Linked DNA regions of Mus musculus: regions 2, 3 and 4 are each linked to region 1. The links are chromatin loops, found by intact Hi-C in ENCODE. Cell type or tissue: left cerebral cortex. All regions are shown on one strand. Each heading gives the region's core, and the rest is flanking DNA. Links, peaks and the distances in the headings are about the cores only.

Region 1 (5,000 bases), core at 1-5,000:
TTGCCTTTAATGGCCTCCAGGGCCAATGGTTCTTTAAAGGTCATTCTCTAGTCTCTTGTTTGTACCTACCATTAGGACAAGTCAGAAAGCCTATTATCCTATGAATAAAAACACACTTCACCTTCCATTACCTCTGGCTGTAATAGTACTCTCTATCCATTGTGACCTGCCTCATGAAGACCAATTTAAAATCATAGTCTCAAATCCTTCCACAATTTTAAAATCAGAAATGTCATTTTATTCTCTAAATCCTTTTCATTTATTATCTATGACTTTGTGAAATTTTCACCACAAAATGCATTCGAAGAAAACACTTTATTTATTTATTTATTTATTTATTTATTTATTTATTTATTTATTTATTTATTTATTTATTTTTTGGTTTTTTGAGACAGGGTTTCTCTCTGTAGCCCTGACTGTCCTGGAACTCACTCTGTAGACCAGGCTGGCCATGTACTTAGAAATCTGCCTGCCTCTGCCTCCCAAGGGCTGGGATTAAAGGCGTGTGCCCGGCTACTTTTTTTTTTAAATCATAGTTTTCATGGGCCAGAAATCCAGGTGCAGCCTGGCTGGATCCGCAGGTTGGACGTTGTAACTAAACCCACAGTCAGATTTTTGGGCGGCTTGGAAAATGGCACCTGGCAGGCCCCAGATCCTTGTTGGCTGTTGGTCAGAGACCAGAGCTCTTCCTCATGTGAGAGAGCTTTTCTGCAACAGTATGGTGAGCTTTCTTCAGATCAAGGAATATGAGACGGAGAAAGAGTAATCCAAGAGAGGAGTTCATCGTACAAGTTCATCTCAAAAGCAGCAGCACACCATCTCTTCTGGCTTATCCCATGCCTGCTACTCTAAGCTCCGCCCCCATCTCTTCTGGCTTATCCCATGCCTGCATCTCTAAGCTCCGCCACCATCTCTTCTGGCTTATCCCATGCCTGCATCTCTAAGCTCCGCCCCCATCTCTTCTGGCTTATCCCATGCCTGCATCTCTAAGCTCCGCCCCCATCTCTTCTGGCTTATCCCATGCCTGTATCTCTAAGCTCCGCCCCCATCCCTTCTGGCTTATCCCATTCCTGCATCTCCAAGCTCCGCCCCCATCTCTTCTGGCTTAGCCCATGCCTGCATCTCTAAGCTACGCCCCCATCTCTTCTGGCTTATCCCATTCCTGCATCTCCAAGCTCCGCCCACACTTGGAAGCAGGCTGAGCTAGAACTTTGGTAAGAGCAGGGGCCATGTCCAGGGAGTATCTCATTGCAGCATGCTCCTCATAGTCTTCCCTGCCTCTTGACCTTCTTATCCCTTCTGCTAAGTGCACACAGTCCTTGAGAGAGAGAGAGTGAGCTGTCACATTCGCCTTGATTTTTCTCTTAGCCTCTGATGCAGGGGTCTCTATGACTGAGTCCTTCACCTATGTCTGCGGACTTAGACTAAAGCTGACTGCATGCTGACAGCACAGGGGGGTAAAGGCCAGACTCTCACAGACTGCAGAAAAGCCAGTCGGGATGGATTTGTCTGTGCTCTGAAATGTGGCTACATGATCCTTGTGGTTCTCTGAAGAACCAGTTCCACTCTGAGATGGAATGCTTCTAACTTCAGGAGTAGGATGTGGGAGAATCTAAAATGCCACTTTCCTGGAACAGAGAGAGACTAGGCCCTCCCCTCACATCCTTATTTAGAACTTGCACAAATATACAAGCAATTAATGCCATTACCTTCTTCCTTTCTATCTGGAGCGCTGAACTAACACACTCTCTCTCTCTCTCTCTCTCTCTCTCTCTCTCTCTCTCTCTCTCTCTCTCTCTCTCTCTCTCTCCCTTCCTCCCTTAATCGCTGTCAGTTTTTTTTTTTTCATTTTACATTTAAGATGTGACGGCATTTTCCTATTCTAAGGGGAGTGGGGTTTTTGTTTTTATTTATTTTTCTGTTGTTTGTCTGTTTGTTTTTAATTCTACACTTCTTTCTCTTACTCCCCACCAACATACCTTTTTGAGCCCTCCTTACTCTTGGTTGAAGCCTTCTCCTCTGGGCCCACTGGTACTTTTGGATCACTCCAAATCCTCTTGCAACGCTTTAAGGTGTTAAATGGTGGCATATTGTTTCTATATTTTGTTGCCTGAGAAATAGAGGGGCCTTCACCCAGTGTCTATTGTTTTCTAAGGTGAAATGGGAGACTTAGTGTATTACAGACTGAGGTGGTTCAGACTTCGAAGACATAGCACAGAAGTCTCAGTCGCCCTCTAGAGACCTCAAGATGAACTGCAGGGAGGCACCAAAAGGCCAGATAAACTGGGTACCCCTTAATCCCAGTGTGCCCTTTCCCAAGGCACACATTTTAGCTCTTAAACAAGGAATGGGTGCTTTCTGAAATCTTCTCTGTTCTTGGAGATGACTCTCCAGTGTCTCCAGGGGTGGAAATGGAGAACGTGTAGTGCAGCCAAAGGAGACTGCTCTCCTTAGCTCCAGAAGGGCGATAGTCCGCTGCTGCTGCTGCTCTCTCTGATATTTAGAAGATTCTGAAATCCAGAATTCTACAGAAATCTGAATCCTTAAGTGCTAGGAGCCAATTTAACCTTTAGATGTCCCATCTTTCCTATAGGACACACAGATCACATCTATGATCTAAAAACAGACAGAGAACTTCCTGTTTTATATCCATCTGCACCACGTCCCTGTGTAAGGTCACATTGGGATGCTACAGGGTCAAGTGAGGACAAGTAAAAAAGTGACATAATTGCCATAATTAACAGTCAGGAAAGAAAGCCAAAAGATGTCATGTTCGCTTATGACAGCAGATTAGAGAGGCAACTTACCATACATAGCTCGTAGTGAACAATGAACATTCATGCTTTGTTGGGAAACGCAAGCATAAATATTGAAATGGTTACAAAAATTCATCTCATTCTCTATGGGCTAGCCACAGCATAACAACAAAAGGAGATCAAATATTAACACCACATTGCTCCGTTCCATGGGTAGGAATGTGCCTGAAGTCTCGGCACAACAGCTTTATAAAATTTCAGCAGAGGGTCTATCGGCATAATTTTAAAAAATTAAATGTTTACTTGAAGTCAGTCATGGTTTAAACTTTCCCCAAATAATGTTTCACAATTGGTACACATACAAGTAGCAACTTTCTCTATGAATAATCGCATTTCCAGGAGGCCCTTTGAGGCTGGGACCATATGGCTCAGAGCCACCGCATCCTGGCTCACGGTTCCCAGAGCACTTGGTATTATATTCATTCATTTGCTCATGTGTTAGCTCCCTAGCCCCGCCCACCAGGAAATGAGCTCCCTGAAGCCAGGGAAGGGGTCAGTTTTGTTCAAAACTGCCCTCCCCTGGTCTCTGCCAATCCCTAGAAGAGTGCTTGGTGCATTCATCTTCTGTGGGCCACTTAGAGTCTCCTAGAGCCACTGGGACAGGTCTTAACTCTTTCCTGCTGGGCTGATGGCTTTCTTCTCTCCTTTATGAAAGGATAAAGATTTGGTCTTCTTTTAAAGCTTAATGGCTGGGAGATAAAATGAGAGTAGGGGACAGAAGCAGCGCAGCAGCTTAAGTATCTATTAAACAGATACTTCCCCCCGGGAAAAGAAATGTCTGTTATAAACCATCCCTGGGTTTTATAGGTTAAGCCTCGGATGACCGGACTTCATCTCTAGAGCTTCCTGGTAGAATCTGAGAGTTAGCACTCCCCAGAGGTTCCAGGGTGGAGCCAAAGCTCATGCCCAGTCACACTGTGGGAATGTTAATGTCTGTGGGCCACAAAACACTATGTACGTATCAGGTGTTGCTGTAACTCAGTCTCCCTCTTCGCCAACATTTCCTTTATATGCAACCCTGAATCTGGCTTTGTCTTTTATCATTAAACAATGTTCTCCTGTGGAAGGAATTCCTTTATGGTTATAAGCCGGTCTATCCACCGCAGATGGAAGAAGCCATAAAGGGGAGTCCTTTATGACCAACCACAAAGTTGTGGTTTATTACAATGAAACAGGATCCAAGTATATCAAAGAGCACAAGGACACGCTCTGAGGTTTCATAAATAGGTGTGCCTCCTTATGTGCTTCGGCTGCTATTGAAAGGCTACTGAGAGGCCACAGAATGCTTAGTCTAAACAGTATTTCCAATACTCCCGTGACTCTGTGTAGCCCTCGGACTGCTGGAGACTTGATCTGCCATGATCTTGCTACTCATTAGTATTTGAACTGTGAAAGTCCATGAGCAAAAAGTCATATCAAACCTAGGTCCTCAAAAATACTAGACAAGTGATCAATCCCTCAACTATATCCTGTTTCCCAGAAGTCATCTCAGAATGACAGGAGAAAGGATGCTCATTATCAATTTGGGGGTTTGTTTGTTTGTTTGTTTGTTTGTTTTGAGACAGGGTCTCAAGTAACCTATGTTGGCATGGAATGTGCTACATACCCAAGGATGACCTTGGACTGCTGATCTTCTGGCTTCTGCCTCTCAAATGTGGAGAATAGAGCCACATGTCCTCATGGTGGCTTGTTCAGTCATCATCAAGTACATGAACAATTTCATTTGCTGCTTCCTAGCTTTGGTCTTGGTTCAAGACCAAATTGAATTTGTTCTTAGTGTGTGTTTCTATGTGTATAAGGGGTCATTTTCTTCTTTTCTAGAATCTGATTCAGTTGTATCATTTGTTTAAACTGTGTTCAAATGCAATCATAGTGGACACATTTATGATAAACCTTGGTACATGACAGGTACTATATTAAGAATTTCCCATGAACTAAAACTCATTTGATGCTTACAGCAACAATTTAAAGGAAGGCACTGTTACTCTCCCCATTTGATAGATGAAGAAACTGAGGTACAAAAAAGATGGACCAGAGAGAGATCCCAGGGATATTGAGGGAGGTTGGTTGTAATTATCCTGGAATGTAGTCTGAGTGGAGAGAGGTGAGGGCTGGGAAAGGAAGGCAGAGCGGGCCAGCTTTGAATGTTGTGACCTGGACACTGCAGTGAGAAGCAGGGCCGGC
Region 2 (6,006 bases), core at 441-5,440, 300 kb before region 1:
GTGTATAGTTTTTGCTATACATCTGTCTCTAGCTATGTCCTTCCCTATCCCACAATATGCTGCACTAATTCTAAATAATCCAAGTTGCCTTAGAAATCCAAATTTCATATCTTCATATTCATTTTTATGGATATCTCTATACATTCTTCTTACCAGCATAGAGGTACCCTCCCTCTCTTTTAATAAGCAAAACATATACCATATCCACTATTAAACTTTGGGTCTCACCTTGCATTGCCTAAAATTATGTATTAGGGAATTGAATTGGCTGGTTTATGTGTCAACTTGACACAAGCTAGAGTCATCAGAGGGGAAGGAGCCTCAATTGAGGACATGCCTCCATGAGATCCAGCTGAAAGGTATTTTCTCAATTGGTAATCTGGAGAGGTTCCAGCCCACTGTGAGTGGTGCCCTCCCTGGGCTGGTTGTCCTGGGTTCTATAGGAAGGCAGATTGAACAAGCCATGTGAAGCAGGCCAGTAAGCAGCATCCCTCCATGGCCTCTGCATTGGATCTTGCCTCAAGGTTCCAGCTCTGCTTGAGTTTCTGTCCTGACTTTCTCCAGTGATTGAATAGGATCTGGAAGTGTAAGATAAATATACCATTTCCTCCCCAATATGCTTTTTGGCCATGGTGATTCTTCACAGCAGTAGAAACCCTAAGACAGTAACACTAGCAACTGGCTCCTTGGTGTGTCTACTGCATCTTATGAAGGAACAGTTTTCAAATGTTTCCTGATTGTGTCCTAATAAGAAATATATCTCATACTACAATCTGGATCAGAACTGCACACATATATGTATATATACATGCATGCATATAAACACACATGAGAAAAAATATATTATGAAATAATATCTACCTTTACAACATGATAACTTTTTATTTTTGCCATTCTGTTCTGTCTTCTTTACATAAGGCTGTTAGGTCTGACCAAATTGGTTTCATGACTCACTATTAGACTGTGTTCTGTGACTGAGCAAACTCTGCCTCATGACATAGATCTTAAGAATCGGAAGTAAAAATAGAAGTGGACAGCCATGGGCGATTCTGTGACATGTCCTGAATTAAATGTGCACACACTAAGTGACAGCACACACTTAGCCAGCATATGCACGGGAGAGAAACACTCTAAAATGCTTGTGTGTGAACAGGGAGAAGAGCGGGAATGTGGTGGGGATATGAAGGTAAAGAAATAGATAAATGGATCAAGTAACCCGTCAAGGAAAGCCCTTGCAGGCCAGTGACAGTGGGGGTAATGTCTCTGTACTCAGTAAAACTAAGAGTTTATTGTTATGGCAACTTCTGTGGTAATACCTGAGAGTGTTCTCTGCGTTCTGCTGCTTCATTCAGATGGATATATGTGCGGTGGTCACTTGGGGTATGTAGTCCTCCCTGAACCTGTGGATTCATGCTTTTAACAGTTCCGGAAAGGCCTCAGCATGGCCTCATCCCCTGTTGCCTCTCTTCATCCACTCCGATTCTGCTCTCTGAGCTCTGATTAGACATTTTAGACATCGTCCCTTTTCTGCATCACTCCTTCCAGTTCCCATTTCCTCGACTCTCTGTGAGTCTTATGAGTAATTTCTTCAGTTCTGGTTTGTGAATTCTGCCCGTCGCTGTGAGCAGACTGAGCTGTGTAACACAGCCTTTGGGCTGTCGAGCATTTTGTCTTTCAGCATTGATAGTCTTCACTTGTGAAAGTCATTTGGTTTCTTCATCGTAGCAGCTTCTCACAATGTCTCAACATTGTGGTCCCTCCCTCCCTTCATTTCTATAAATAACTTACACTCTACTATCCCACCTTCCACACTGGGTCTGCACGCCACTGCAGTGGGGAGGCATGGTGGGATTAAGGGTCAGGGACGTAGCAGAGGTTCCTCATGTCTTAGCAGATCAGAAAGTGAGGATGGGATTTTACTAGACCCCTCAAGATTCACCCCTAGTGGTCTACATCCATCAGCCAAGACACCTCTCAGAGTAAGCATCAGGGCTTTAAATGCTCTAGAACACGAGCCTACAGGGATATTTGATAATTTAAATTATTTAACAGTAGGGTTTTCTTGGCCACTCAGCAGTGAGGTAGTGGGGCTCCTGACTTCCATTCTCCCTGAGTGTCTTCAGCTTTATTCCCTGTTCAATGATGGATATCCTGCTGGAACTCAACCTCAAAGGAGCTGGTGACTCCAGCACCACCTTTAACTTAACTGGAGCTTTGTTCTATAATTCCACACCAGCACAGAAAGCAATTTCCCACTCAGACTCTCTCCTGTGTAAACAGGAGGTATCATCCAGTTCTACAGTGAGTCCAGCTTCACCTTGGTCCAGTTGTTCTCTGAGGAATAGGGAGAGGCTGGAAGCCTCAAGCACTTCTTTCTGGCCAGTCTTTCTAGGCCTGTGCCTGGGACAGGAGTGGGGTGGTGTCTGCTTGACCCTGGTCCTATATGACCTGATTCTCAATTACAGTGGCTTTGCTTTGTGAGCTAGGGTTTTCATGCTGTTAATCTCTGGGAATCCAGAAGTCCTAAGTGAAAAGCCATTTAGGATCTCTTTTCTCGAGAGCATCTGCCTGTTCTTGCTCTAGGAGACGGTCTCCTCCTCCTCAGTGGCTATGAGTTCTTTGGAGACTTGCAAGCATCTCAGGCTTAATATCTCCATATTATTACTGTTCCTCGGTTAATATCCCCACAGCGATATGCCATCAGGATTTGCCCTTAGGGCAGGCATTCTTACCCTCTCAATTACCTTGAATTTCCCACGCCCACCAGCCAACTCACCCTTTAGGGGGCGGTAGTGATCATTGGTTTAAATTGGTCTTGGAGATTTCTTTCAAGTTCAGTATAAAGTGTATCTTATTTGGGATCTAATTGTTTAATCAGTTGACATTTTCAAGGTATCTAATCAGCTATTTGACAGTAAATGAATCTTCACAAAGATCCATGTTCCCTTTCTATACTATTAGCTTTTTAGGAAAAAAAAAAAAAGTGCACACCATCAAAACCTGAAACAGTAATAGATAAGAGATGGCATCCCAACATGTTTGCTGAGGGATGGCTCCGTGGTTAAGAGCAGTTGCTGCTCTTGCAGAGGATCTGAGTTCATCCCCTAGCCCATGTTGGGTGGCTCACAACCATCTGTAACCCCAGCCCCAAGGAACCCTAAACCTGTTTCTGCCTTCCATCGGCACCCAGACCTCCACAAATACACACAAATAAAATGAAATGTTTTTAAAATATTCATTTAAAAAATCATGGTGTCATAAAACCTTTATCCCTCAAAATACTACCAGGGCCATCTCTACTTATATAACAAATATCCATGGACTGAGTGCTTGGCCTTTGAGATTTATTTCCTGGATTTCTAACTTCAAGAGGAAAAGAGGCAGAACAGTTGGACTCGTTGGGGTCCTTTGTCTCCCGGCCAGTCTCACCCTTAGGAGCGGTAGAGATAGTTATCATCGTGAAGCTGGAAATGCGGTGACGTCATGCTGAGCCTCAGGGATGCAATCGAGATAGATTAAATACTTCTATTACTCAACTCTTAGCACTCTTGGGATCCAGAGTCCTCCGTGGTTCTCTGCTTCAGACACTCTGAGCTGTCCTGCATTTCCTGTTTCCCCAGCAAAACGGAGCTGCCTGTAGCTATGTGGCAGGGATTGGCAGGATTCCAATGGCAGGGATTGGCAGGATTCCAATGGGGTATTATCACCAGGCTCATGGTGCTTAGTAATCAATTAGGCTTATTCATTAGTGTTGTTAACTCTTTCCCTCCAGCACCACCTGGGATCAGTTTCAGGGCAGTGGACAGATGTGTTCCAGATGTTCATAAGGCCATCTTGTGAGTTTTCTTCATTCCATCTAGGCAGGCTGGGAAGATGCCTGGGCTAGGGAGAAAAGGTTGGGCTGTCGGGGATGGAAAGACAGGTAGAACAGAGAATGAACAGGCGTTGAGAAGCCATGTTAGACAGGCCCGGTGTTAATAAATGTTGGTTTGCAGAGAACAAGGCACCCAGCGGAGGTGGGGTGGGGGGAGACAGAGAGAGAGAGAGAGAGAGAGAGAGAGAGAGAGAGAGAGAGAGAGAGAGAGAGAGAGAGAGAGAGAGAGAGAGAGAGAGAGAGACAGAGAGACAGAGAGACAGAGAGACAGAGAGACAGAGAGACAGAGAGAGAGAGAGAGAGAGAGAGAGAGAGAGAGAGAGAGAGAGAGAGAGAGAGGGCAGACTCTGGCCTTCTCCCCTGCCCCTCCCACAGTCTGATGAGCACATTCCACCCTCACACTGAGGAGCGCTGGTAGGTTGCATCGCGACATGATCAACTCCTCTCATTGTCGTCTGGGAAGTAGGGGGCTGTGCACATCTACGTGAGTCACACATCGCTATGGTACAGCACTAGGGATAGCTTCGGTAGAATAGAGAATTGACCGTTTTCAACCGGCCTTTGGGCAGATTCACTCTCAGTCTGTTACGAGTGTGTTTTCCTGGCTTCGCTAGGAAGGTCTACGCCCAGTCCATGCCTTCCCGCTGACCAGAGCCTATCGGTAACCCAGGCCACACAGGACAGACAGCATTGCTCCATTCTCACGACCTACTCTGTAGTCAGTCTGTGGCTGCCTTTCCAGAGCTTTCTTCCGCTGTTCTTCAGAGAAACAGATGGAGAGTGGGCGAGAGCCAAACAGCGCAGGCGCAGCTCTGCCTGGAATCTGGACATCCGCGGTAATTATCATAATAAAAATATAATTCTCACCAGTTGGCGGAGGTTTGCTGGGGGTGGGGGGTGGATTTTAACCCTTGCAACAGCTCTATTGACATCGCAGCACCAGGGCTCCCACTGTACAGACGTAGGACACGTCTAGATCCAGGCCTTATGATGGGCGGAAGTCACACAGTCCAATGAACTGGTTGTTTGACACTTCCTGTTCGAGCCCTCACTTACCTGTTGTGTAGGAAGCACTCATCTTTGTGGAGTCTGCAGAAGCAGAAGCTGAAGAGATGGAGGCATATTGAGGGAAAGGCTGCAGGGGGCAGTCGCCCATTGTTAGCTCCGCCCCTTTTACAGGATACATTTACCTACTACAGTTTGGGACTGAGGCTAATACCAAGCAAACATTCCCGATCGAAGCTTGAATTTGGGCTTCCCAGGGCATCTTTAGGACTTAAATATAATGTATTCCATGGGAACAGAATTTTTTTTGAAGCAAGTTTTTGATGACTCTATGCTGGTAACTTATGGTAGAAAATTAGGTAACGCGTATACTCAGGTGCCATTTCTGCCTCTTTCGGACAAGAGGAATCTGCCTTTCTGTGGCTAAAGGAAAAACCCATTTAGTCCTCAATGTCAGCTTTCCTTGGAGCAAGATGGCCCCTGAGAGCAGGGACTCAAACACAGGAAAGTGAACGTCAGGGACACCAGTGGCTGCGTTTGCAGTAGACAAAGACCTTGCTTAGGGGCATTTTCCCTGCAGGCTTTCTCTACCTGGGGAGTCCACCCCATTATTCTCCAGGAAAAGTCTGGCAGAAGGCTCAGGGCAAGTGTACCCTCAGGCTACTTTCTCACTGGAAGGATGGGTGGGGGGAGTCCCTTATATTTGCAAAAGAGACTCTTAGAGCAAGTGGAAGCCTCAGGGCTGTGAGGAATGAAAGTGACAGATCATGGGATGCCTTGCTTGATTCCCGCACTACTGTAAAGGCCTAGTGGCTGGACTCCTGCATGATTCCTGGGCCCTTTAAAAGACGGCTTTGGCTTAGTCATCTCCTACCAGCTCCCTTAACAAGGAGCTTAGCGGGGAGACAACTGTTGCTTAAATGAACCAGCAAATAGGCAAAGTAAAACCTGACTCAGAGAAAGCGAGGAACAAGCTGTGGGGAAAGTCTTTGTGCTATTTTTAATCACATTTTTCTGCATCTACTGAATTTCTCTATCCCCAGACCTGTGCACAGAAGCCTATCAAAACAAAATATATTCTCTTCCTTAGCCCAGCTTCTCAGAAGGCTGAAGCAGGAGAATAGTAA
Region 3 (5,897 bases), core at 898-5,897, 96 kb before region 1:
AAGCCTAGGTACTGACAGAGAAAAATCTGATGCCACCAGCTTGTTTTTGACAGATTGATGGTTTCCTATGGTCTCCCTAGAAGACAAGAGTCAGACCAAGTTTTGCTTAATACTGATAGAGACCCAGCAAAACTCAGGTAAAGTGCGTGCTCACTTCTCACAGATCCGCAGGAAGACAGGTTTCAGAGATGGGGCATGGACATAAATGGCTTTCCCCTGGCTTAGTCACCATAGTGGCTTCTGTTCCCGTTAACTTTTTTTTTCCCAGACACTCTGAAACAAAGGCCATGTCAAACAATTTCCCCAACTGAAAATGAAAACCCATAACGAAACAATCCCCCCTCAATCCCATCCCCACCCCACTCCCTCCGGCTCAACACCCTGAATACTCACAGGAGAACACTTTATCTATACAAAATTAATTAGAAAACAAAATATTTACATACCAAATAAACACCATCTTGATTTCTGTGGCCTGTGGAGACCACCAGAGCCCCCTGTTTTCTAGATTGCTGTTCGCTAGGTTAGTTGGTTTGGTTTTTTCTTTTTTTTTTTTCCTTTTTTTTTTTCTTTTTAAAATTTTAAAGGGTGAGAGGTAAGAGGAAGAGTGGGGGATGAGCCTCTGGCCCTTGGACAGAGCCAGAGTGAAGCAATGTTTCTATGGCCCTTCTCCTTCTTCCTCTGGGAGACGCCTCACGCCCTCTGTCCTCTCTCAGAGTCTTTCCTGGAACCTAAAATAAAGCACTCCGCGCTCCTCTCTCCAGGGTGTTGAGAGGTTCAGCCCCTTGCCCCCACGTTCATTTTAGAAAGAAAACAAGGCCTTCAGTTGGCATTTAAATGAGAGATACTGAGGTAAAAAAAAATTAAAAAGAAATCAAGGAGGAAGGTGGGAGACAGCAGTCGAGTATGGGGATGAGGGGAGGCCATGAGGCGGGGCGACCAGGAAGGCAAGAAGCAGGCCAGGAGGATGTGACGTGAAGAGACATGGCAGCTTCGTTCCAGAGAAGAATAAGCACCTTTCTGGTTTATGTGTCCTGTGTGCCACACGGCGATCCTGCAGTCAAGCTTCCACACAGACCCAGGGCTCTTTGGACGCCACCCTGTGTGAGGGGAGGGCAGGGCAGCAGAACTGACCCATGGAACACCCCTACCCCAAGTTTCAGGTCGGGCAGTGACAAATATTCATTTCCCTTCTTAATTTTCCAACTTTAAGTGAGGGGGCATCACACCTGCCAGCACCCCCATCCCTGTAGTTTTACACACACACACACACACACACACACACACACACACACACACAAGCACACGCACACGCACACGCACACGCACACACACACACGCACACGCAGGCACGCAAGCACATTCACTGTCGAGTGGTACAATCTGAGAGGGAACTGGGGCTTGTCGAAGCGCTTGCACTATTTCAAGTCACATGCCTAGGGACCCAGGCTCCCACTTCTCAATCCTTCATGCTCTCTGGCTTTCCAGGGATGTACCCTTGGCGATGAGCTCATTTCTCTCCCCCACGTGTCCCCTTGACACATCACCAATCCAGGGGGAATTTGCTTGCCCTTTCAGTTCTAGGTTAAGTAAGAAGGGATCAAAGCATTGAAAACATCCCCCTTTCTCACTAACCCTACCGTTAATGACTAAAAACATCCCCCTCTCTCACCCTACTGTAATGGCTCTTTCACAAAGCCTTATACGAAGAGCTTTCCCCAAAACCTCATCCAGCTAAGGGGCTGAATGCCTAGATTCTAAGTATGAGTAAAGGACTCACAGCTATTTCCATTTCCCTTCAGCCTTACTGAAAAGCTCTCTCTGCCCAAGCTGGTGGAAAGCATTAGCAGCTACTGACAAAGTATTCTGTAGGGTTGACTCAGTTCCATTCATTTCCTTCTGTTGTCTTTTCTGCAATATGGATTCGTCTTCATCAAGAATCTCTATACCTTCACTCAAGAAGGAAAAAATGGAGAGATAGCCCAAATTGGGGTGACATCAGTTTATATATAAGCCAAAAAAAAAAAAAAAAGCGCATTGCTTTCGTATGTGGGAGGAAGCAGCCAGTCGAGGTTTCGTTCTCTGTATTCAGAGGCACCTGACTACGTGTGAGTGCAGGTGTACATGTATATGTGCATACACAGTCCCATACTCTTGCTTCCAATGCACCATGGGACACTGTAGCAGTGAACTACCCACTTCGTTCAGGAATCTCTCTTCTACCAATGGCTTCTCCCTTGGTTCACCACCCCTGAGGCTTCTGAAGCTGAAGAAAGTTTTTATTATTATTATTATCTTTTTGGCTTATATATATACAACGACTTCCTGCCCTCTGCTTGGCACATGGCCCCTCAGCAGATGCCAACCATGCAGCAAGAATTCAGAGAAAGCCTCTTCTCTCTTAGGAGCAGGAGGTTCAATGGCCTTCCTTAGATAAACACCTTCGCTTCCTTGCCTGAACAAAAAGAGCAGTATCAGGAAAGCCTCGCTCAAAGTGAATCGCTCAGAGCCCTTCTGCGCTAGGAAGAAGCACACAGGCAGCGCTTCTGGTCTCCTCTCCAGCCTCCCACACTGAGGCCCGTTCTATCCTCTTATGGGAACAGGAATGGTGGACAGACGCGGGAAGAAGAGAACTGCGCAAGGGAGGAGAAAGGGTGCTGGCCACGAGGGTTGCCTTCAGTAAGGAACCAGAACTCCAGGATCCCATAGAGAAATTAAAAGAAGAAGAAAAAGCGAATGGGAGCCAAGTTCACCCCCGACTCTTTCCGTGACATGCGCACCACGCGGCCCACAGCCCTATCCCTCCCGCACCCATCTTAATCTCTCTCTCTCTCTCTCTTCCCTCACTCAGACATCAGACTCAATACTAGAAAGTTTCTCATAAACATGTCCATTGCTGGAGCCATTGAAAGCCCTGGGGTTTTTGTTGTTAGGCACACAGGGGTTGGACTGGTTCCCTATACAAATGTCCTTCTGGAAACGACCTGGCACAGCCCCATGAAGGGCTGACACCACTGGCTTATTGGTGACAAGGGCCCGGAAGTCCGGCCTTGTTTTCGACGCCCCTGCCACCGTGGGCTGCCTGAAGAAGTAGGATTTGCTGCCGTGAAGCAAGCACTGATCATCCCCAAAAGTGGGGATGAAAGGGTTTTGCGTGACCCGGTCAGGGTAGAGCGACTTGCTGAGCATGTAGCCGCTGCCGGGATTGTTGTGATGGTGTCCGGCAGTGGTCACTGAGGACTTGTTGGCAAAGGAGCTCTCACCAGCTGGCATCTCAAACATATGGGCGTAGGGGCTCCCATCCATGAATCGGCCCTTGTCTTTCAGGCTCACGCTGCGTGGGGCCAAGGCGGCCTCCTCCTTCTGCAGGTCCACGAAGGTGTCGTAGGAGTGCTGCCGGCGCAGTTTGTTCCGATTCTTCTTCTGGGCCTTGGAATTAGTCGGGCTTTGAGGATACTTGGTGGTGGAGGCGTTGGATGACACAGCCACAGGGGCAGCAGGCTGGTCCAGTTCCTGCAGGGAGTTGTCCTCGCTGATGTCATACAGGTTGCCAGCCTTCTTGCAGGCCTCACACCTGATGCAGGCCTGCCGGCCCGAGTTTTGCCCTGCCACCGTAGAGGAGTAATTGTGCAGCTTGGAGGGACAGCTGCGGCAGAAGTTGCCCCCAGACCTATCCTCCCAATCCACATTGGTCAGGTTCTTCTCCCAAGGAGCAGGCACCCCGCCTACCACTCCGTGCTTATCGCCTGTTCCGTGTTTAAGGTGAGACCTGTTGGTACAGGGCCCGCCTCCACTGACCGAATCTCGCTTGAAGTCATCACTACGTTCTTTGTAAATGTCAGTCAAGTCCACGTGCTCCCAGTGAGGCGAGTTCTCCTTTGTTCGGAACTGGTCCAGGTAGAAGTCTCGGAGCCCTTCTTTGTCCCTGAAGTAGCGCTTGTGGTCTGGGGAGCGGGGTGGTCGGCGACGGTAGGCCAGCTCGATTTCATCAAACTCCCTCCTAGATTTGGCCGAGGCTGGCCGCTTCTTTAGACTGTCCTTATATTGCTGCTTCCTCCTCTTGGCTGCGTTGCCCTCGATGTTGCCATAGGTGACAGTATGCGTGGAGATGTCTGAGACATCTGATCGAATCAAGTCATCATGGCCACTGTAGCGGTCACTCTTGAAAGAGAACTTGCCGTACAGGTCGCTGAGCTGGCTGTGTTTGGAGGAGGGCAGGCCAATGTCCAGGGGTTTCTTGCTGATTGACCTGGGCTGGGTGGTAAAGGGTGGGTTGTCACAGTCATAGAGCCCATCAATGGAGCTGGTGCTGCCGATGCTGTGGGGCCGGTGGTGATGGTGATAGTGGTCTTGGTACACATTGCTGTCCTTCAGCTGCAGGTTGCCAAATGTTCTCTCTACCTCACTAATGTAGTCACTGAACAGGTTTTCCTCACAGGGTGGGTTATTGTACGACTTGCAGTCTGAATGCGTGAAGCTGCGGCGATGCTCAGAGATGTCATAGACAGAGGACTCACGGCGGATGAAGTCCAGGGCACTCTGGGGGGAGCCGTTGACTCCAGACAGGTTGGCCATGTTTTTGGCCGTTCGGAGCAAGCGTAGGATATTGGAGTGTGTGTTGTTCATGGTGGCAGTGGGGGAGTTCATCACGGATTGGCGCTCCTCTATAGCTACTCCGTGGATACAGCTGTAGATACCCTGAAGGGATATAGGATGGTACACATTGAATTTAGAGAAACCCAAACACACCATAAACAACAGTGCCCTACCACTGATGATTTAATGAGGTAAGACAAAGATAGGAGAATCGTGAGGCAGGCAGTTTGCTGAATTCACAGAAAACGTGACTAGAAGCTTGGTTGATGTAGCCCCTTGAATTCAGCCAACTTCATTTCATGAGCTAACGATCATAATCTGCCATCAGGGAGGGGAGTGATCATACCAGAGGACTCAAATAAACAGAGGACATGGCTTACGTGCCTCAACTAAACCCGCGATCTATCTTGGGTTTCCCTCCTATTTAGGATGCAGAGTCTTACATTTTATAAAGGGATCCAGGCTGTAGACATATAGCAAAAAGCAGGAGCAGAATATTGGAAGCACCATAGACACTAGAGCCACTTAGCTCTGGTCGGCCAAGCCTGGCTGATGCTGCTCACAGTGGCTTCTTGTTTCTGGCTCTGACCGATTTTGAACAGTTATTTTTTTAGAATTTTGATCAGCAAATAACAAGGGAGCAATGTTGTTCTGCAGCTAAGCATGAACTGAATTCACACAGAGAGTTGGAAAGCCCTGGGGTCAAAGAAGGATTTTCTACTGCTGTGGCCTACACTGTGGGAGGGAAAAAGTGGGACAAATATCAAGAGCTCAATGTGAATGAATAACTCCCTTGTTGAGGTCTCTCCTTTATTCACCCTTTAACTCTTGCTTTCTTTTTTATAGTCAATATTATCATAAATAATTAATGTTCTATCAAATTAGTATTGATGAAGAACGCCAGGCAAATAGCTACTTGTTCGGGGCACTGAAAAACAGCATCTGTGAGGAAGGCTGGGTTGCTTGCCTGGGCAGACAGTGTCCCCACATCTCAAGTCAGGTCAGCTACTGTTCATCTCTCATGTGCTGCTTGAAAGGCAAACAAACTTCCCTAGCAAGGTGAGGCAGATGAAGAAGTGGCTTTAAACGGTGTCTTTACACACAAGAAGGTTAGTCTAGAAAAGAAGATTATCTGAGCGGTCAGGACCGAGAACAGAAAAGGTCAGAGGGAAAAATGGTAGCTATGTGGCCAAGAAGTGTCAGGCCTTGTGAGACACAAGGTCTTCCTGGAGGGCACTCTACTCCCTTTCTGCTTCTTATTTCTGACCTCTTGACAGTGGTCAGGAAGAAATGCCAAGTGT
Region 4 (5,000 bases), core at 1-5,000, 89 kb before region 1:
CACATTAGGTTGAGGAAGGAGAGGTAGACAGAGATTGAAAGAGGTTGAATCATTATGCTCTCTCAGAATTTCAGAAGTCTTTTAGAGGAAAATATGAAACCCAAATGAGGAGGAAGCTGGAATGAAACATGATCACCTAAACTTGCCTCCTCTCAACTCTGCTTAAAGGGACAAGGACTTCTCCAGTTGTGTCAGACTCTGACCTACTATCACTAGACACTAATCAGTAGAAATGTAAACATCTCAAACAACACCCCCAAAACCCAAAACCCAAAACCCAAAACCCAAAAACCAAAAACCAAAAACCAAAACCAACCAAACAAGCAAAAGACAAAGAAAACAAGTACCTACTCCAGGATGTCACTAATTCATACAAATGAAAGTCTAGTTTGCTAAAATTTTGCATTTGCATAGCACAATGAATCCCAAAATCCTTTCTACTGATCTACTTGGTAATAGAGTCTGGATCCATTTGGCTGTGACTACTGGTTATACCAGCATGGCTTATCAGCATTCCAGCTACAAACCCCTACTCGTTCTTATAGAAATCCACTCACGTTTCTTCTCTTCTTTGATTCAACAATGCTTTTTCTAACTAGTGTAGAAGCCAGATTCAGGTGGAACCTGGAAACCTGACCCTGGCCTTGTGTCTCTGATGTCTTCCCTAATAAAAAATGTCCCATGGACCTAGTTGACAGACCCACGTGTCTGGTGGACTTCAGAACCATGCAGAGTGAAGATCATCTCTATCTAGATTAGTTTGTGTGTGAGGATTATGGGTAGACTGTTTTGGGCAAGGACATGAAGAGAAATGCAGAAGATAGTAGTCCGGTGAGATACATTTCTCAGTGTTCAGCCCATGACCAGAAAGACACAGGAAATGCCTTCTGGTATCTACATCTGAGGATCCTTGCCCTCCACCTCTTCAACCAGAAGACCGTGGCAGGACAGAATGAAGGATGTAGAAACAGACAAACATTTGTTTCACTTTCCTTCCTCCTGGAATAGAAAGAGCACTGCCCTACATCTGTCTGGTGTTGTGCCACATGTAGGGTGACATCTAACTGTAGCCTACTTCATTCCCGGAGGCATCAAAGTCCCACACAATCTTCAAATGTTCCCTTATCTCCAACTACTTTAATTCCTCCCTCATCTTTACCCAGTGCAGGTTAAAGTATGTCTCCTTGTAATTCTCATATTAAACCACACCTTTATGGTAGCTTAGGGTGTGATTTAGAAATTGGGTCATTGCAGATGCAATTAATAATGGCAAAGCACACTGCAATCCCCAGCAGGCCCCTAACCTCATGTGATTGGCCTTAAGAAAAGGGTGGATGCAGAGAAAGATGAATACAGGAGAAAGACATTCATCCAGGTAGGATGAAAGTAGAGATCTGAGTGGTGCTTTGACAAGTCAAGGAATACCTAGTGGAACCAACAAGAAGAGAGCACCAAGAAGACACATCAAAAGCCATTCAACAAGCATACAGAGGATTCCTCCTCATCACTTCCAAGTGAAGCTTCCTGTACTGATACCTGTAGTGCCCAGAACTTCAACACAACGAATTCAACTGTTTACATCACACCATTCCTGTCATTTGTTATGGTGGCCCTAAGAATTCAAAACGTACTCTCCAATCTAATCATATCTTGTGACATGCTGATTTGGATAAATAGAGGATAAAGGTTGCTATTTCAGAACAGCTATTGGTGGAGGCCAAGTGGACACTCCCCTTTACTTTAACTCACCATCTCCAAACAGCTGCAGGATAGCAAGGTCCACCTGGCGTTTCCAACCAGAGTCTTTTTGGATAGCAATGCCATAGCCCGTAGAAGCAAAGACCTTGCCACTGCCAATGGTCACCAGCTTGCAGCCTTCGTCTCTTCCAGCCATGTAGTTGAGCACGGCTGCATCGTAGATGAATGCATCAAGTTTCCTGCACAAGAAAGAAGCGAACCAACATATACTAAGGAGGAAATTACACAACAGTACTACCTACTGGGGCATTAGTCTGAAGTGGTAGGGTTGCAGAAGCTATGTGGAGGACTGGCTCACAGTAAGGCTCAAGTTGGACTATTGTCAGAGTCTAAAGCCTGCATCCCAGGCTGCCCTTGATGGGACTTCAGGTTGAAAGGAGTTGTTTCTTTTATTCCCCCCTCCCACCAGGAGTGATAAGAATGTAAGTTGGGCCTGAGGCCAACTCATAAGCTGTGTCTGAAAAGGAGAAGGAGTAAAAAGGAATCAATAAAAATAATAACAGAAATAATGAAAAGTAAGCACCGCAGTGATAACAAATAGCACGGGTAAGAGTTATATAACATTTTTCATTTCTCAGTTCATTACAGTCCAGAGTGGGGGAAAGTGTAGGTGTATATGTTTCAGTAGATATGTGGCTATTTTGGTGGTCAGAAAGAATTCAGCATTCTCTTGTGCTGTGTGACTCTGCTTTGAGGGGCCAGGCTGGTGGCAAGCTCGTGTGAGAGCACATTCACAGCACTGCAAGAAGGTAGCATTCAGAAGGACCAAGGACTTTCAGATTCCTAAGCCTACATGCACATTGCGTGAAACATTGAGCTTTGCAAAGAAGGGATGCACCAAGAAAAGATGGGGTGGGCTAAGAGCGAGGCGGCATGCACCAATCACTGTTTCCAAACGTTTCCACACCGAAAGGCTGAGGGAGCAGTTCAGATAAAGCCATGCAAGTGACAGGCATGAAAGTGAGCAGGGCATGCAAGCCTGCACAACAGTTACAGGCTAGGCATCTTTGTCACTCCTCAAGAAAAAGGGAAACAAACAAACAAACAAACAAACAAACAAGCCCACAAGCCCTTTTTGATATGACTAGCAACAGGCAATTTCACAAAATGCATCCTATAAAATGCAGGTTGGTGGCATGCCCAAACACCAAGCATCCGGTATAATTGAGAACTATGCGGATCCCGTAGTTTGGACTATCCAGAGCACTCCTACCCTAACCTCAGATCCTGTCTTCTGAAACCTGTTGTGATTTTGTTCAGAACAGTGAGATTGAATGCCTCCACATTCTAAATGGCCATAAATCTAGGTGGTACTTGGGAACCTTAAGACGCAAAGGTGGCCAGAGGAGGTCCACGGTCACCATAGGAGAGAGGGAAACAGCTGTATGACCCATTGGCCTCCAAATTTCGACATTTACAGTGCTCAAGTGCTGGCCATTCTTCATAGCTTTCACTTTCTCCAACTAAAGGACAAGTGTGCCCAAATCGCTGCATTAACAGCTTGTGAACAAATACACTCTGGGTACAGAGAATGGCTATCAGGAGTGACAATCAAAGCTGAAATTGGGGATCAATCAACACATTTCTACTTGTTGCCGTCTACAAATTTTGCACACTTCCTGTTTCATTTCTCCCTAGACACCGGAACTGTCTATTACACCTCTTAGACTACAGCTCATGTGTAACAGATATGCGCTCTCTCCTTGACGCTTCCTTTTTAGTTTTTGATCTGTTTCTTTTCCACTCCATGCCCACATTCATGCAAGCAGAAAACAATTTGCAGGATGGTATATAGAAGCAAGTAACATCATAAGAACTCTTGTACAAGGGTTGGAATAATGCCATCAAATTTGACTTGGAAACAGTCTTTTGATTTAATGAGTATGGTTCAAGTTCAAACTGTGTCCAGTGGATGTGAGAGGTGTATCACTCTGAGCTTGGAGGCCGTTCTTACCCTGTTTTCAGGGAGAGCAAGGCATCATCTACACCCCTTTGGTTGAACTTTCCCATGTAGGCATGCATTTCTGCATAGTTATTACGGATATTCCTCTCTGTGCTGCCATTGGGCACAGTCCCAAAGCGGAAAGGGGGTGAGAAGTCATTAGGTCTCTGGAACTGGAGAGAGAAAGAAAGACAGAGAGAGAGAGACAGAGACAGAATAAAGAAGAAATGCTTTAGAAAAATGTGAAGAGACATTAAGTCAGCATTAGTGAGTTTATAATGGAAAGGAACCGACTATAATTCACCAAACACATTAGCCCTCACTCAGGAGCAGTAATTGCCTTCTGGAAGTGGACTTCAGTTCAACTCAATTTAATACGTATTGTTGAGAGATTTCTATTTGCCCAGTCCCGAGTTTAATCTGTAACCCTGTGTGTTCCTTCTATGCATCCGACACAATACCAGTGATGATGGGCCTGAAAGTGGCATGATATAGTTTGTGGTACATTAGTCACTTTTATTTCCAAAAATTGTCTAAAATCTGCACTCAGGCCTCTTAATTCAGAGGCCCAATCACATTGTCCTTCTACAATTAAGGTCACACAGCATGTCAGTCATGGAAATAATGTTTGAATATTGAATATATTTTGCTAAGAAATTTTCTTTTGACCTTCAAAGCACTCAAAATTCTGTTGATCCTAAACCAGCTATTGGATAATTCACATGTTATTTTAGCTATGTTCCCTGCTTGCTTAAACACTGAGAGTGTCTCTCCAGTGCCTAGCACTAGAATTTAAATTCCTTGGATCCTGTCTCTATGACATCAGCGTTATTCATAGCTATTACCCTTCAATGAGTTGGGTCTTAATGATGCTTCCAGAGCACACAATTTGACCATTTGGATTTTCACAGCCTCACCAAATTCATCTCTTTAATACACACTCACCCTTCTCTTTGGGCCAACTCAGTTTCTTCATTTTAAAATATAGCTCAAAGCAACGGCTTTGGGGAACCTCCTGTGAATTCTCCCTTCTATCAAGTTGGCCCAAAATGATCCCTCAGTACTTGTTATTCTGGTTTAGAGTCCTAGATTGATTCTATAAATTCAGCGACTCCCTATGTCTACTGACTAAGTACCGAGAACTAGACCTTCATGCGGTCATTAATAGTTTAAGCTTGAGATTAAAACAGATATGATGACCAACTCTGCCACTTACTACTTAATGACTGTGTTCCTTGACAGAAAAGATGTACCTCTTCTTCCTCCATAATAAGGAGTTGATGATGCCCAGTTTTCAAGA

What was found. Hi-C counts contacts between places; a loop is a spot of excess contacts. Peaks named below come from ENCODE experiments on the same cell type or tissue, not always from the same donor. Only the 100,000 strongest peaks of a DNase experiment are listed, where the experiment ranks them.
Region 2: a loop joins it to region 1, with 2.6 times the contacts of the local background. A loop is called at or near these places in 8 of 42 quality-filtered maps.
Region 3: it touches region 1 in a loop (2.7-fold over the local background); 4 of 42 quality-filtered maps call a loop at or near these places.
Region 4: it touches region 1 in a loop (2.7-fold over the local background); 3 of 42 quality-filtered maps call a loop at or near these places.

What each region holds. Positions count from the first base shown.
Region 1 is chr6:135,825,915-135,830,914 of GRCm38, forward strand. The region is part of intron 6 of Grin2b (glutamate receptor, ionotropic, NMDA2B (epsilon 2)); the gene reads right to left. Among named protein-coding and RNA genes, the nearest start is that of Gm14330, 24 kb to the right of the region's middle. In left cerebral cortex, for the core only: a CTCF peak has its summit at 2,242; DNase peaks (open chromatin) are centred at 1,152, 1,581, 2,235 and 3,222; H3K27ac peaks cover 4,656 bases.
Region 2 is chr6:135,522,318-135,528,323 of GRCm38, forward strand. It overlaps Gm25136 (a long non-coding RNA gene), which reads left to right and starts at 4,226. Exons shown (of 2, transcript XR_001785388.2): 1 at 4,226-4,710. In left cerebral cortex, for the core only: a CTCF peak has its summit at 2,769; DNase peaks (open chromatin) are centred at 1,025, 3,643, 4,360 and 4,654; H3K27ac peaks cover 2,335 bases.
Region 3 is chr6:135,729,251-135,735,147 of GRCm38, forward strand. Grin2b (glutamate receptor, ionotropic, NMDA2B (epsilon 2)) reads right to left here. Exons shown (of 15, transcript NM_001363750.1): 15 at 1-4,698. The coding sequence ends at 2,848. It overlaps Gm14329 (a long non-coding RNA gene), which reads left to right and starts at 3,620. Exons shown (of 2, transcript XR_001785389.1): 1 at 3,620-3,762. In left cerebral cortex, for the core only: no CTCF peak of the experiment used is centred there; DNase peaks (open chromatin) are centred at 3,285, 4,704 and 5,219; H3K27ac peaks cover 795 bases.
Region 4 is chr6:135,737,210-135,742,209 of GRCm38, forward strand. It overlaps Grin2b (glutamate receptor, ionotropic, NMDA2B (epsilon 2)), which reads right to left. Exons shown (of 15, transcript NM_001363750.1): 12 at 3,713-3,873; 13 at 1,750-1,937. All of the region lies in intron 1 of Gm14329 (a long non-coding RNA gene), which reads left to right. Among named protein-coding and RNA genes, the nearest start is that of Gm14329, 6.8 kb to the left of the region's middle. In left cerebral cortex, for the core only: no CTCF peak of the experiment used is centred there; a DNase peak (open chromatin) is centred at 2,533; H3K27ac peaks cover 2,476 bases.